2 separate regions of the Mus musculus genome follow, and region 1 is linked to region 2. A link is a loop called in an ENCODE intact Hi-C map of the cell type or tissue named here. Cell type or tissue: left cerebral cortex. All regions are shown on one strand.

Evidence for each region. Hi-C counts contacts between places; a loop is a spot of excess contacts. Peaks named below come from ENCODE experiments on the same cell type or tissue, not always from the same donor. Only the 100,000 strongest peaks of a DNase experiment are listed, where the experiment ranks them.
Region 1: a loop joins it to region 2, with 7 times the contacts of the local background. A loop is called at or near these places in 3 of 42 quality-filtered maps.

The regions. Positions count from the first base shown.
Region 1 is chr2:29,382,330-29,390,329 of GRCm38, reverse strand. The region is part of intron 2 of Med27 (mediator complex subunit 27); the gene reads right to left. Among named protein-coding and RNA genes, the nearest start is that of Med27, 40 kb to the right of the region's middle. In left cerebral cortex, CTCF peaks have their summits at 4,776 and 7,007; DNase peaks (open chromatin) are centred at 1,100, 1,258 and 4,835; H3K27ac peaks cover 705 bases.
Region 2 is chr2:29,315,361-29,323,360 of GRCm38, reverse strand. No RefSeq gene overlaps it. Among named protein-coding and RNA genes, the nearest start is that of Med27, 27 kb to the left of the region's middle. In left cerebral cortex, no CTCF peak of the experiment used is centred here; DNase peaks (open chromatin) are centred at 2,748, 3,002, 5,078 and 6,967; H3K4me3 peaks cover 268 bases; H3K27ac peaks cover 1,501 bases.

The DNA of each region.
Region 1 (8,000 bases), 67 kb before region 2:
CACTCTTAGGCAGGCACTCTTCTCTGTCCAGTTCCTCCTGGGCACGGCAGACATCACACTGTGCAAACATCTTTACACAGTTGCCTGTGCAAACCCACCTCTCACTCTGCTTCCATGAGCTCAATGCTCGGTGGCATCGTGAACCTCATGGAGCTACATCTTACTAAACAGCTCACTCACTCCAAATCCAAAAAATGATGGCCTCGGGCTGGTGAGATGGCTCAGTGGGTAAGAGCACCCGACTGCTCTTCCGAAGGTCCAGAGTTCAACTCCCAGCAACCACATGGTGGCTCACAACCATCCGTAACAAGATCTGGCTCCCTCTTCTGGAGTGTCTGAAGACAGCTACAATGTACTTACATATAATAAATAAATAAATCTTTAAAAAAAAAAAAAAAAATGATGGCCTCTGTGAGAGAGGCAACAGAGGAAAGTCACAGTGCTGGAAATGCTCACCATAAATTCACGGCAGGCAGAGGGAGCGGCATGTGAAGAGAGCCAGAATGATGGCTGTGTGCTAGGGAAAGAGGAAGAGGACAGGGTAAGCTAGTGAGCCTAGGGCGGGGGCGGGGGCAGCACCTGGCCAGGGATGGTGTGGCAGGAGATGCTACAGGATGAAGCACACAGCACACATTTACTCTACCATGGAGCAGGTGGGACTGGAGTTGCATAGCAAATAAACACTGAAATCTGTGGAACCTTTATCTATGAACTTACAGCAGGGGGGTTAGTGCACACTGGGGCTTTCTCAAACAGCTCTGACCTGGAGGCCCTGTTGGATGAAGGCCTGAAAGGAACTGCAGTATGAGATCTCAAGACACCTGGGTACTAGTCTGCCCAGTCCCAATTCCTGAACACAGTGCCTCCCAAATTCAGAGGAAGCAAAGGCTCTGCAATGGTGGCTCTAACGGTTCAAAGTCTAGCTACTGGCATACAAAACAAAAAGCCACTGAAAGTCTTGGAGCGGCTGGCAATTCATATTTTAAAATCTAAAGCTTGGATGGTAAAGGAGCAGATGGCTGTGCAATATGCAAACAAACCCACAGCAACAATGGGCCTGGGCTTCGGTGGCATCCAGGAGAAGGGAGCTGCCATGCTGGCACAGGGAAATGACAACGGCATGGCAGAGTCCCCAGGAAACATCACCAAATGAAAATGGGCAAAACATGTGGGATTTCTGCTGTGGGGTGGAAGTGGGGCGCATCTTCCATGCAAGTTCGGGTGGCCACGGCTCAAGTTCCCTTCCCAGAAACAGCACTTCCATGACACCTGCCTCCTCAACACCAGCTAGATCCTGCCTGCCCCAGGAAGCCCACATCCTGGGGTGGGGGAAGGTGGTGAGTGACGCATCAACACCACTAGATGCAGAGAATCGACAGAAGTCACAGTTGGGAGGAGATGACATTTCATCTAGTACAAGCTGATATTTTACTTTAGAAATCTTAAAGACCCAAAGAGAAAGTGGCTTTTTCAAGTCTATACCTCATCCATCCATCCATCCATCCATCCATCCCACAAACATCAGTGGGCCACTCCCTACATGTGCCAGGTACTTCTCTACACACTTAGGACACAGCAAAACAAAAAGAAAAAGAACACCTCTCGGCACATACCCAAAGCTACATCTCTCAGGGAGAAAAGACTGTCACACAGGAAGACAAGGCGTGTTTATGGTTTCTACAGGGGATGGAGGCAGGGCACAATGCTAAACACGGTGCTGGTGCTGGTGCTCGGTGCTCGCTGAGATGAAGGAGAGAGATCTGAAAACGTGAAAGAACAGTCTGCTTAGAGGCCCAGGATGGCCAGGGAGTGGAGACGGGACTGACTGTCAGAGCAGAGAGCATAGAGTTCAGGGGTGATCGCTGAGGGCTTCACAAGAGCAAGATGGGAGCTGCAGCAGAGCTGGGGTAGATAGAGATAGGAACGGGCCGGCCCTGCTGAAGGACACTCTGCCTGCTGGCCAACAAGCAAAATACTGCAAGGGACAACAGTAAGTCCATGGCAGGTCCAAGACAAGGACACGGAGGTCAATCCGTTTAGTAGAGCCTTTGGATGCAATTAAATAGCCCTAGTTGGGCCCCTTGGCCTGCATTTTGACTTCTAAATTACAAGGAATGCCATTTGTCAAAATAACTCCCATCAGAATATAGAGTACATCTCTAGGTGGGAAAGAACTTTTCAGGCCTCAATGCCAAAGAGCAGAGTAAGGTCAGGGCGTGAACGTTCTAACTTCAGTCTCCTCCAGCTGGCCATTTCCAGGTGAGTCCCTTATGAGGGGCTTTGTTGGAAGGCAGGAGCTTGGGGTGGCCAGGAGGGTGCTGAGCTGAGCTGAGCTACGAGCTGCTGTATGTTTTACATCTCCTTGCCTCTAAGCGGGGGATGTGGAACTAACAGACTAAGTATCAGCACTGTCTCTACTGGCTGCAGCTGTGGAGTCCTGTGTCCACACCATTCTACCCCGAGTCCACACCACCCTACCCCGTATCCACACCATCCTATCCCTTGTCCATACTGTCCTACCACACAGAGGAAGGAAGTCTGGGGAGGTCTCAGAGTGGGTCCTGACTATATCACCTGGACTAATTGATGGCAAAGGTATCTGTGGAGCCATATGTGCTGTAAGGAAAGGAGTGTCAGTCACTTCAAGTGAGTGTGAACAGAGAATGCACACACATGCCCCAACAAATGGACTACGAGCAGAAGGCAGATGTGCCCAGCTCAACAACCCCTCCCTGTACATAAGCCTTGTCACACAGGAAAGGACACTCAGGACTAGGTTCCTGCCTCTCTAGGCTTTCACTAAAGACACCAGACCTTTCACCTCTATGATTCAGCACCCTCCCTGGTAGCACAGCACCTCTGTGGCTTTTCTATAGCTCTACAATGTCAATGCTCCATGTCTTGTTTGTTTTGTTTCATAAGACCATGGGAGGATGAGAATTGTCAATAAAAGAGGGCATTTTGATAGAGAACACACACAATGTTCCCTTCACACGACAACAGTATGCTATGATACTACCACACCAATGTCACACACTTATACATTACTTTTCAAAATGTTGTCAGATAGACTGATGGCCAGTAAGCCTCATCTGGACTTCTTAGTGCCCCTCACTCCCAGCACAGGGAGCAAAGAGCAGACAAAGCCCTAGCCTCTCAAGTGACTGCAAGTCTCGGTCTCTTCCCAGTGCTGGGGAAATGAATTATTAAAAGATGGAAATGCAAATGCCAGCTCCGCAACTTTGTTTTCTTTCCTTATGGAAAAACCATTAGAACCAAACTAGATGGAGACCTTGTGACAGGTTCCTTCTGAGCAGCTGCTTGGGACACCACCTGGACCAAGACGTGGGCCAGAGAAGGAGCTAGCAGAGTCCTGGCAGGCCTGCCCAGGAAGATAGCTCTGGAGGACTGCCTTCCCATACAGATATCAGGAGAAAATTCCACAAATAGGGCTTTGGTGCACACATCAGGAAAAGTGTGAGGCAGAGAACAAATACGCAGGGAGCATGTTTGCATCGCATGAGGAGCAGACCTCTCAGCCTGTCAGGCTAGAACCTGCATCACAGACACCACGGGCTCAATAAGAAACACTGACGGGACAAAGTATTACAGAGTATTGCATGCAGTCTGCTTCCTCTGTCAGCACACTCTACGTGTGTGGCTCCTGCTTCCCACCCATGTGCAGATTTTTCTAGAAAGACAGTACAAATATTTTACTTGCCCCTTTGGTAGCTAATATTAGGCCATGAATGCTTCAGTCAAGCTGAGGTTAGGGAAGGAGAGCATCCATTGTCTGGTCCCCAAGAGTAAGCTACATCCCCAACCACAAGACTGAAAGAGGCAACAAAGGAAGGTAAAGAAGGCCTGGCCCTCTTGGTCCTCAGAGCCTAGGGTAGGCTGCTTGCAAGAGGAACATGGGGGCAGCAGAAGAAGGCATGACAGGAGATGGTCATGTCAGGAGACAGGACTTGAGTAGACTGACCTGAGTGATCACTGCTATGGTGTGGCTGTGTCTCTAGAGTGGTGCCGTTGGAGGCTGGGGAGATCATTAAGAGGCAGAGCCTAGTGGGATGGCTCTGGAAGCACTGGCTGTGATGCTCGTGGGAGAAAGCTGGCTTCCAAGAGGGTGGTTATAATAAAGAAACAATCCTGGTCACACCGTGATTGCTTTCTCTGCCTAGCTGCCTATGTGACCTCTCTTACCCACACACGCCCCTGCCACTGTGGTGCCTTCCATCAGGAAGCGCTGCAGCCAAGAGGAAGAGGGTCCTTCCCAGAGCTACTGTGCCTTTCAGCAGCTGTTGTTGAGAAGTAGCAGACCTCAGGTGTTTCACTGCAATACCAAAACTTGGCCTAATACATCCTTTCTGCCCAGCTCTGGAAGCAACCCCGCACACTGTCCACACGCCCTACCAAAGCTTTACAAAGGTACAAAAGCAACAGAGTACTTCCTAAATGTTTAAATATTCAAATATTCAGCATAGCTTTAAAAACTGTTCTTTAAGGACCCAAGTCCAAATTAGTACTGTGTGGCAAACAAGGAAATGCGAGTGTGATGCGGCCAGACTGAGGCAATTACAGCAGGCACAGTCAGGCCTGGCCTGTGGTGGCAGCTGCCACTGACTTTCTTCTCCTCGAGAATGCAAATGATTAAGATAGATTAAATACCTACTTTGCTTAAATACTCTTGATAATGAGTTTCTTTCCTTCTTTTAAGGGTGTTTGATGTTGGCAGTTGATGGATCTTGAGTTAAATTGTTTTAATTCAGAACAGCACCATCTGTTGTCAGGCTCTGCAGGCGCTGCAGAGAACCGAGGAGGTGACAGTACGTGATCTGGAGCTGAGTGCAGACGGGCAGGTGGCGGGGTGAAAGGAGCAGTCCCGGCCTGGCCTCTGAGTGCTACACGTGCTCACAGGAGCTGGGACTCAGTTTCTCTCTCTCCAAAGTGAGGAGGCTGAGGACGACAGCGATGGTGACAATGGCCAAGTTAATGCATATCATGCACCAGACTCTACAGAAACAGCTCACAGTGTCTTTTTGTCTTCTTGAAATGCATGATGGGAAGGAGAGCAGGGCTCAGAGGAGCAAAGTCACCTGCTCCAAGTTGCATTAAACAAGGTCTATATGACTCCAGGGTACACCCAGATGACCAAGCACTACAGCCCAGTGGTCTCCGGGCTGAAGACCCCAGTGCCTCTGCCCCTCCAAAATCCACAATTTAGCAGCTGCAACCTTCCTACATTGAGTCGTCACTGGAATAAATGCCAAGCTGAGCTCTTGGCATTTCTGGGCTGGTACCCTAGGTCCGAGTGGGCTCCCTGGCACCAGGCACTACTATAATGGGCCTTCTTTACTGGGCTCCACTTAGAATCTACCTGTATCTCAATGTTCACCTGAGTTGTGAAACTTTCCAAAACTTGTGGCAGAAAATCCCCAACATTTGAACTTCTAGAGGCCAGCTCTCTTCTGAGACAAGATGACTCATGGGAACCCACCGGGCTGACTATAAAGAGAGTGTTTGCTCCTGTTGGTCAGACGCCCATTACTCTAAGTCAGGGAGGTCCAGACACAGACTGTCCATAGACCCCAGCCACTTTACCCTTTGAGGCAAGGTAAGCTTTCTGATGAAGGCCAGGAAGACAAAAAGAAACCTCAGCAGAGAAAGTAATGCTTCCAAAGTAGACTTCTTCTTTGGGAACGGTCACAGTCTCAATTAGGACACAGGAGGTCACAGGAAACGCCTACCACCCACAGGAGGAGGAGGCGCTTGAGATGTGGGTGCCAATGTGGCAATTATCCTTCTTGCCAGACACAAGTGCCTCAGTTGGCCTTCGCAGAAGGAATACTGGGGCTGGAGAGATGGCTTGGGAATTAGGAGCACTGGCTTCTCTTCCAGGGATTCGGGATTCAATTCCCAGCACCTGTGTGGTAGCTCACACCCTTCTGTAACTCCAGTTTCAGGGGATGTGAGACCCTCCTGTGGCCTCCATGGGCACCAGCAGGCATATGGTGCAGAGATATGCATGCAGGCCAAATAGTCATATATATAAAACAAGATATAAATAAATTTTTAAAAGAATACAGATATCTGCCTTCTAGAAATAACAAACTCAAAATTCAGACTGTGTATGTTGGTGTGCCTGGAGTGAGTCACAGAAAAGTTTGCAGTGATAATCAGGGAGACAGAGCAGACCCTCCTCAGGGAGAAGTACAGATGTGGTTGCTTTGTGATTCATATTTCTCACATACAGTAGAGCTCTCTATACAAAGTTCTTGTTTTTAAAAAAAAAACAGTACTGATTTTTAAACCAGCAGAACCTGGGGAGTCAGGTTATAACTAAATGGTCCTGATCCAGGCAGCGATTCACTAATCGAAAGAAACTTGCACTACAGTCATCCAGCTCATTGGCCCACACAAACCCATCTTGGTATCTACCAGAATGTGAGCCCCCAAAGGTGGTAAACCTGCAAACTTCAATTTCCCAAGGAATTCCTTCGGTAACCTCAGGCAAAGGTCCAGGAGGCAGCAGAAGCCAGCTCCTCAGAGTCTGGGATGCTGAAGTGTATCACTTCCTTAGCCACTCTCATCCAGACGGAGGTCAGGACTGTGGGCTGTGCCTGGACCTCAAGACCCCATATTATGTTGGGATTGGAACCAATCAAACAACCGGCTCCACTTCCAACCCTAACAGCTGTAAAAACTTAAGCTCACCCTGGGGGATCTCCAAGGTAAAGGTGCCTGTTTAATGGTACTAAGGTATCCCCTATGAAGTTCTCCCTATGCAAGTAAATTCCAGGAATGGTGGCCAGATATATGTCCAGGTTTCAGAGGCTACCTGGCTTGCTTGCACTAATGGCTTAAAGAAGTGTGCAACTTCTCAATTTTATGCTGTAGGAGAACTTACTCCTTTGTGTCTTTGTGCATGTTATTACACAAGTGTTCACTATAACAGAGAAGAAGGCAGGGCCCACCTAAATATAGATTCTGGGCTTCCCCATGTGTGGTGAGCCACCTCCATTCTCATTCCCCTGTTGGTGGGTGGGGCAGGTATTGCAGGCTCTGCTGCAGTAAAATCTTTGGCCCTGGTTAGGAAGGATTAAACACTTTAAGGAACTCAGTGTTCAAGCACACACAGACCTGGACCATCCAGAAAATCCTGGCTTCCCATCTGGAACCCCAGCTAGACTCCTTGGTCAAGGTTGTTCTTTAAAATTGAAGAGGATTGGACCTGCTCTTTATAGACAAGGAGGTCTCTACAGGGCACTGGGAGGGAAAGTCAAGGATAGAGACAAAGACCTGGAATAAGGGAGAATTAATGGGAGCGCCCACCATAAATAAGATCACACTGGCACGCAACACTTTAGAACATGAGTGTAATGCAACTCACCCACAGTGGATCCCAAAGGCCTCATGCGCCTCTGAGGGGCCACAGGAACAGAAGGTGAGGGTGCTGCTGGGGTGGCCCAGCCCTCCTGCCCAGTGCATGGCTGTCTGGGTTCATGGCTAACTCTCTTTCTCATAAACACAGTAGCTGCACCTGCTGTCCTCAAACTTGCAGGGCAGCTGTGATCCTGCTATATCAGTCAAAAAACAGCGCATGCTCCCCAGCAAACTTCAAGGCTGGCAAGTTTCTCTGTGAAACCCGACCACCATACCCACTGTTAGCTCAGTTTAATTCAATGAGAAGCCTGCCATTAAGTGACAAAATTAAAATTCCTGTAACTCCATAAGAGTTGTAACCTACTGTGCACCTGGAATACCTCTCTATATCTGAGAGTTCAGAGTATGAGGTCAAACCATGGTGGAGGTGGCAAGAAAGCAACTGTGAATGTCTCCCATCTATTTCTAAGATTAAAAGAAAGGAAACAAAGAAGGGACCAATACAACCCACCAATAAAAACTTAAACCCTGTGGATGTTTGTGAAAAAAAAATTCAAAAATCTAAAACAGTCAACAAATGAGGAAGATTAACAGGAAACAAAAGCTTAATATTAGGC
Region 2 (8,000 bases):
AAACAAACAAACATCCATAGGAATAGTGCTGGCAGTTCCAGTGCAAAGGCAGGTGAATCCCTGGCCCCGGTCTGTCTTTTTATTAAGTTCCAAATGGATGTGTTTTCTCTGTGATGACGTCTCACTTAAGCTGGCCTTGGATAGGAGATCCTCTCTCATCTGCCTCCCGAGTGCCCGGATTGCAGACTCAGGCATGCACCAGTCAGCACCACCACACCCACCTGGACATCTCCTCCATGAGTGCTGACTGGCACTTGACACTATCTTTAGCATCGTGGAGGACAGCATCACACACTCTTCATCATCCCAAACTGTACCCAAGTGCTAACCAGCACTCCACGTAACACTAGGAAAGACAGGTTTCCATCTTTAAAAAATAAATAAATAAATAAGCAGAGGCAAGCAGATCTCTATGAGTTTGAGGCCAGTATGGTCTATAGAATGAGTTCCAGGATAGCCAGGAAACTACACAGAGAAACCATGTGTCAAAAATAAAATAAAATAAAATAAAATAAAATAAAATAAAATACCTCAAGCTGCACCTTTGCAACCCTCTCCATTTTGGGTGCAGACAGAGGAGGGGACATCACTCCATTTCATATCTTATGTTTCCTGAGTACTCGCTGGCATCTAGTTGAGTGATCATTCTCTGGGAACTGTTACTAACAAGAGAGGCAGAACTATGCGTCAACTTATACTGACGCTGCCATAGGGGCAAGGCCATTGGGATACTGTGTAGTGAACCAGGCAGGAGAGGACAGTCAGCTGACAAGAGCAGGTCAGAACCAGCTCGTGAGAGAGAACACAATAGGACAAGTCCACTCACCTTCAGGTCTGTCTGTGGCATGCTCTTTAGCTCTGTAAATGGGCTCGTGAACATCCATGCAACGTGCACAAATTAATCAGATACTCAATGATCTGGGCTCAGAGGATATCAGAGGATACATCATTTGATAAAGACATCTCTTTACTGAGGCAAAACAGATCATCTGAAGGAATGGGTGATGTGCCATGTAGTGAGGTGGGTTAAAGGGGGAATGAAACAGAATTATGGATAGAATGACAAGGAGGTGGCTATTTAAGTATGCATTTATTCACTACTGTTATTCGTGTGTGCACACACATATGCCAGGGCATACGATGTGGCTGTCAGAGGACAGTTCTCTCCTTCCACCTTCACGTGGGTTCTGGAGATTGAACCCATGTCACCAGGCTTGCACAGCAACAGGCTTGCCCTCTGAACCATCAAATAACCCCTGGCGGCTATTTTGGTAAGTTGTTCCAATAAGATCTTTCGGGTGTCCCTGGTGTCAAGCTATGAGGTCATCAATAGGAAGGAAGGGCATTCCAATGAGAAGGAATAGCAAGAAAAAAGCCTTGAAGGACAGCACAGAAAGCAGATGCTGGGAGCACAGGAGGGAGGGAGGGCAAGAGGAAAAAGAGAGCTGAGGTCAGAGTTCAGGGCGAGACTACACGGACACTACAGATCAACATTACTAGGGAGTGGAACCGCCTTGGGACTCTACAGCCACAACAAGCTAGCAGACCCAGGGCAAGCTAGTTTGGGGCTTGTTTTTCTCCTTGAATAGGAGGAACTGGAGTGTAAGTGGAGGGCCCAAGGCTTGTCAGGTGGGATAGTGTGTAAAGTCTCCAGGTCATTCCCTCTGAGAACCTCTCTACTACTTAGAATCTGGGCTCCAGCCAGGCCATGTCTTCTGAGAGGACACAGAGAGGAAAGAATGGAAGGGTTGGGAATAAAGCAGAATCAAAAGACTAGTGGATGAGTCTGGCTTATGGAGGTTCAAGCAGGTTTCCTGTTGCCATGGTTGGGTTTTCAATGCGACTGTTCCTGGAATGTCTGCCCAAGTGCCCTATTCTTTCCTTGGTGGAGCTGAGTGTACATAGATTGGGAGAGAGATGATGGGCAGGAAGAAGGTCAGGCTGGTGAACTGAGTCGTGTCGATCAGAGAGAAGTGACCTCTGCATTATTTAGGGAAACAACAAGAGTCCACATACAGAGAAGTTTTAGGGAGGAAGGGCTCCAGTCTGATATTATGAAGGACTTTCTATAGTCAGAAAGGTACTGGTGTCCCCAGGACTGATACTATTCAGGAAAGACACAGGAACATTTATCTGAGATCCTCTGGCTGACATCCCAGGACACTCTTAGGCAGAGCTACGATTTCCATGTTGTGTGGCTGCTTGCTGTCTTGCTTCTAGGTCAGAATCAGACCATTTTGACGAGAGTCTGAAGAGCATGCTGAAGGTCACTTACAGTACACCCGAGTCTTTCCTCGAGTCTCGAGCTGCTGAGGGGTTTTAATTAAGCTTTCCCCTCTGGGCACAACCAGCTTGTTTTTGGTGAGTGCAATATGCCATCCCAGAATATGTCAAACTTCATTTGCAAAATATCAGACTGCTGTTCCCCCCCCCCAACTCCAGAGCCAATCTGCAGAGTAATGTGTTCAATAACTTTGCTCTTTTTTGCTCCCAAAGATAGGTCTCTTTCTGGAGTCAATATCGCAATAAATACGGAATCTGGTGCAAAAGCCAATGGAAAGAAAAGATATTGTTATTTAAAGGCCAAATAACGGCTTAAAATTAGAGTCGTGAAGGCATTGAAAAACACCAGACTTCCCAGATGGCTTGGAGATAATTCACTTTGCACTGGGTCCACTCGTACGCTAAAAAAAAATCCCTTTGACTCCGTTCTCCCCAGATTGAAAGTTGGTGCCTGCGTTAAACATATGTGCTTCTCTCTTTAAATTTAGCTCTGAGTCATGTTGTATTACATTAGGAATCCAGCAGGCAGGCGCTTGGAAAATGTACATCCATGGGTTTATTTTTAAAATGATACAAAAATAAAAATATATATGTTTAAATATATTAGGCAGTATTTTTGCCCAATTTCAAAATGGTTGTTCTTCAGAACAGATTAGATAAAACAATAATAAGGATGACGCTCAGTTCTGGACCGCAGCCCAATCCTGAGAATCCCGGAGTGACTTGGCAGCTCCCATGGCTCCTAGCCCCCTGCATAGCTAAGTGCGGGTTTCGTCACTGAAGCCTCCACCTCCACCCGGGACTAGGCAGCTCCCTTAACAGCTGCAGGGTGGCCTAATTAAGATGCTCCTGCCTCCGGAGTGGCAGGTCTCTGGGCAGAAGTCAGCAAAGGGTGGGAACAGTCAGGTGGGAAGAGGCCAGAGGAAGACAGTCTGGAGGGACAATTTTGGTTTAGTGGTTGTCGTAATGTTTTATGCTTCTGTATCAGAGTACCCACGGATGAGATCTTTATGAAGGACGGAGATTCACTGGTCAGAGTTCTGGAATGGGGGAATCCAAGATAAAGGTCCAGCATCTGCTGAAGGGCTTCTTCCTATGAAACCCCATGGTGGAAATCAGAAGTGTCTGTGTGTATGCCCGGTGTGTGTGTGTGTGTGTGTGTGTGTGTGTGTGTGTGTGTGTGTGTATGAGTGTATGAGTGAATGTACGTGTGTGCACCTGTGTGTGTACATGTGTGTTCCTGAATACTAGTGTGCAAATGAATATTCATGTGTGCACCTGTGTGTGTTCCTTTGTGTATACATGTTTTTGTGTATACATCTGTGTTCCTTTGTGTGTACATGTATGTGTGTGTTCCTTTGTGTGTACATGTATATGTGTGTACATGTGTGTATATTTGTGTTTCTCTGTGTGTACAGGCACATGAGTGTGTGAATGAATGCGCATGTGTGTACCTATGTGTGTACATGTGTGTATGTGTATATATGTGTGAATACGTTTGTTCCTTTGTGTATACAGATGTATGAGCGTGTGTATGAATGTGTATGTGTGTACCTATGTGTATGTGTATGTGTGTATCTGAGAGAGAGAGAGCCCACCCAGGCAGAATGGAGCTGAACTCACTTTGTATGCATGTGCACATGCACCCACATGCTTATGAAAGTGTTCATATGTTCATGACTGTGTAGAGAGACCAGAGGTCATTATCAGGTGTCTTCTTCAGTCACCCTCCACCTCTCTCTCTCTCTCTCTCTCTCTCTCTCTCTCTCTCTCTCTCTGCCCCCGAGTCTCTCTGTGTAGCCCTGGCAATCCTGGAACTCACTGTGTAGACAAAGTTGGCCTCAAACTCAGAGACCAGCCTGCCTCGGCCTGTCCCTCACTCTGCCTTCCTAGTGCTGGAATTACAAGGGTTTACTGCCATGCCTATTTTTTTATGTAAGTGCTGGGATTTGAATTCAGTTCTTTATGCTTGTACAGCAAGCCTTTCCTGACTGAGCCATCTCCCCAGACCAAACTTTTGTAACAACCCACTCCTTCAGTAACGACATTAACCCCCTCACAAGAGCCAAGCCCCGGAGCAGGCGCACACCTCTTCTCAGTCCCTTCCTCTCAACACTGTTGTACTGGGGATTGAGGTTGCAGCACACAGACTTTGAGGGACATGTTCTGGCCATGGAGGAGCTGAACACATGGGCTTTAAGGCCATCAAGTCAGACAGTGCTGACTTCAAATCTTGGCTTTGCCCCTGAATTCTCGGGAACTGACCGGGCCTCACTTGCATCTCACTTCTGGGAAATGACTGATGACTCCCATGACCTACTGTTCCTGCTGCCAGGGCTGTCTGGGACAGCTCATCTACTCATCTTGTCATTTGCCCAGCATACTCTTATTAATACCTTCAGGACAGAAGACCCAAGACTATAGACCCAGATATCTATGACACCCACCCTAGGGGAATGCCAGCTAGTGGATGGGGACATGAAGAAATGATACACGTACAGTCCCTTGGTGAGAATGAGCATGCAGAGAGACTATCTGTAAAGTAGAGCCCCAGCATATGAAGACTCAGGACAGCCTCAGCCAAGACACAAGACACTAGGAGCATCAGCCACTTAGTGGATGCTTGTTGGTTCCTGCCTGTGTTTTCAGTGGCTGCTGTCACAAATGGCTGCAAACTTAGTAACTTTAAATAACACACATTTGTTATCTTCAACTTTTGGGAGTCCTGAGTCTGAAATGAGTCTCACTGGGCTGAAATTCAGCAAGATGTTGGCAGGGCTGTGTTCCTTTTGGAGGCTTGAGGAGAGAATCTATTTCCCTGCCTCTTCCAGTTTCTATTTTGTGTGTGTATGTATGCATGTGTGGGCGTGGGTGTGGGTGTATATATGGGTATGGGTGTGTGGTTTTGGGGTGTGTGTGCATGTGTGCGTGCATGTGTGTGTAAGCTAGAGGTGGACATCAAATGTCTTCATACCTGCTCTCCACCTTATTTTCTCACTGAACTTGGATCTTGCCCAATTTGGCTAGAGTGGCTGATCACCAAGTCTGGGAAATCTTTCTGTCTCCACCTCCTTCACGCTAGGATTATAGGTATGCACTGCCATGCCTAGCTTTCTATATAGGTGCTGGCAATCCAAACTCAGGTCGTCACACTTGAGCAACTCAGCCCTCTCTCCAGCCTCCTTTTCCAGCTTCTAAAAGCCTCCTTCATTCCTTGGCTCCTGGCCCTTCCTCCAAGGTACATCTCTCAGCCCCTGCTGCTATTGTCATGGTTTCCTAACTGTAGCATCTCTGCCTTGTGCTTATAAGGATCTTCATGATTCCCCTGGGCCAAAAGAAATAACCACGGTAATTTCTCATCTTCAGATCCTTCCACATGATCTCCCTACCAAAGCCATAACCAGACAAGCAACTCATCCAACAGGCATCATGGGTTGAGGCACAGGTACTGAAGGCTGTTATTCTGTCCACACAACCCAGAAGTTCAATATTCAAAGCTAGACAAAAAGAGTGAAAAAATGATTCACGAAGTCATCAGTGGACACCCAGCTGAAAGGCACATATCTTGGGACTTAGAGAATCTTTGGTGTGCCCAGGGCTAAAGTGCATCAAAGGCATCCAAAGAGAGGTTGATCATCTATGCCACAAAACCACAAGAGCCTCAGTTTGATTCCCAATACCAACATTAAAAAAACAACAACACTGCAATCTCAGAATAGGGGAGGTGGGGAAAAGAGGGCCCCTGGGTTTCACTGGACTTCAACCTTGCCAGATTAAATTGATACACTCCAGGGTCAGGGAGAAATGCTGTTTCAAAAAAGGAGACAGAAGGTTATGAAGGCACATATCTGTAATCACAGTGCTCAAGAGGCAGAGGCAAGTGGATCCCTGAGAGTTCCAGGCCAGCCAGGCAACATTGTGAGGCCCCATGTCAAAAGCAAAATAAGCAAAAGTAAGGTGGAGAGTCAGGCAGAGACTTCTGGACTCCTCCACAAAACACACACACACACACACACACACACACACACACACACACGCACACACATGCACACACGCGTGCGCGCGCGCACACACGTACTCCAAAAAAAAAGAATGTCACCCATAAATGATCCTGGATCAGGACTGGAGTTTCCAGCCCTGTTACTGACCACCAGAAGTCATCACCATGTCACCATGGTGAGCATCTTCATGATTCCCAGGAAAAGTATCTCCAATCACTGCTGATATTGCCTCACCAAACATGCCTACCGTGCATCCTTTCTCAAAAAAAACAAAACAAAACAAACAAACAAACAAACAAAAAAACCCTCAGAGGAGGTGCTACATCAGAGTAAGATAGGAAACTAAGAAGTGGGAAGCTGAAAATCCAGGGCATTTCCTGTACCATCAGAGAGACGAACACTGTCTGACCCATGGCAGGGTGTGTATCAGACAAGCCATGACAGCCAGGCCTGACCGGGCCAAGGTCAGAGCACACAGAGAACAAACAGAAGCATCAGGTTTTCTGGGTGTTTTATATATCAGTAGGAATCTAAGCTATGGCATAACACATAGAATCCAAAGAACTCTCACACAAATACAGTTTTACCAGAAAATGCAATTGCCAGCTTCCATGAGCAGGGCGGTCACGTGTAGCTCAGTTGGTAAAATGCTACACAAGGTCCCACATTCAACCCCCAGAACCCACATAAAATGTCAAGCATGACAGCTCACTCCTGGAATCCCAGAGCTGGGAAAATGGAGACACAGATTCCTAGAGCTTATTAGTCAGCGAGCCAAGAGGGAGGGGCTAGAGAGGTGGCTCAGTAGTTAAGAGTATGCCCCAAGTCTGGTTCCCAGCACCTACATCAGACAGCTTACAACATCCCATAACTCCAGCTCTGGGGCATCTGATATCTTTTGGTCTCTACAAGCACCTGAACACACACACACATACACACACACACACACACACACACACACACACACACACACACACACACACACAAATAAGTAGATAAGTAAATACGTAAATAAATAAATAAATAAATAAATAAACAAATAAAATCTTGTTTTAAAAATGGATGGCTTCTGAGGGACAAAACTCAAGATTATCCTTTAAACTCCACATGACTCATGCGCATGTGTGCCTGTGTGTGCACATACAAATACATATGAACTCATGCACTAACAACATATAAGTGATAAGACAGGAAACACTGGCTAGTGACTCGGGTAGAATCTATGATATTGGGAAGATAAGGAAGGGCCAAGTTAATATTCTGAGAAAAAGACAGAGAGAGAGAGAGAGAGAGAGAGAGAGCACTCCTACAGCAGGGCATGAATTTTGATGATGTATAAAACTGACAAATGGAGAGAAACTCTGTGAGTTGCACGTGGCAGCCTCTGAAGAAAAGGGTAGACGCCGTGAGCAGGGTGTGTGGCACAGGCACTTTCTAGGTCTCTTACTCTTTTGAGGACTGTGCATGTCTGAGTTCTGTTAGAAATCTTTAAAATTCCCAGTGCAGAATAAGGGAAGGACGTTAATGCTCTCCCGAGAAAGGAGGCTGTGGTGGTGCCTGGGTGAGATGCCCCCTCCGGCCTCTGCAGGTCCTCTCTGACTTCGGCCTCATTAAGTCACAAGAAGGCGATGATCTCTATGAAGGACATGGAACCTGTGGGAGGTCCTTTAAGGCCATGCAGCCCTCCACCTGCCCCAGTGGCTTCCGCCATAAGAG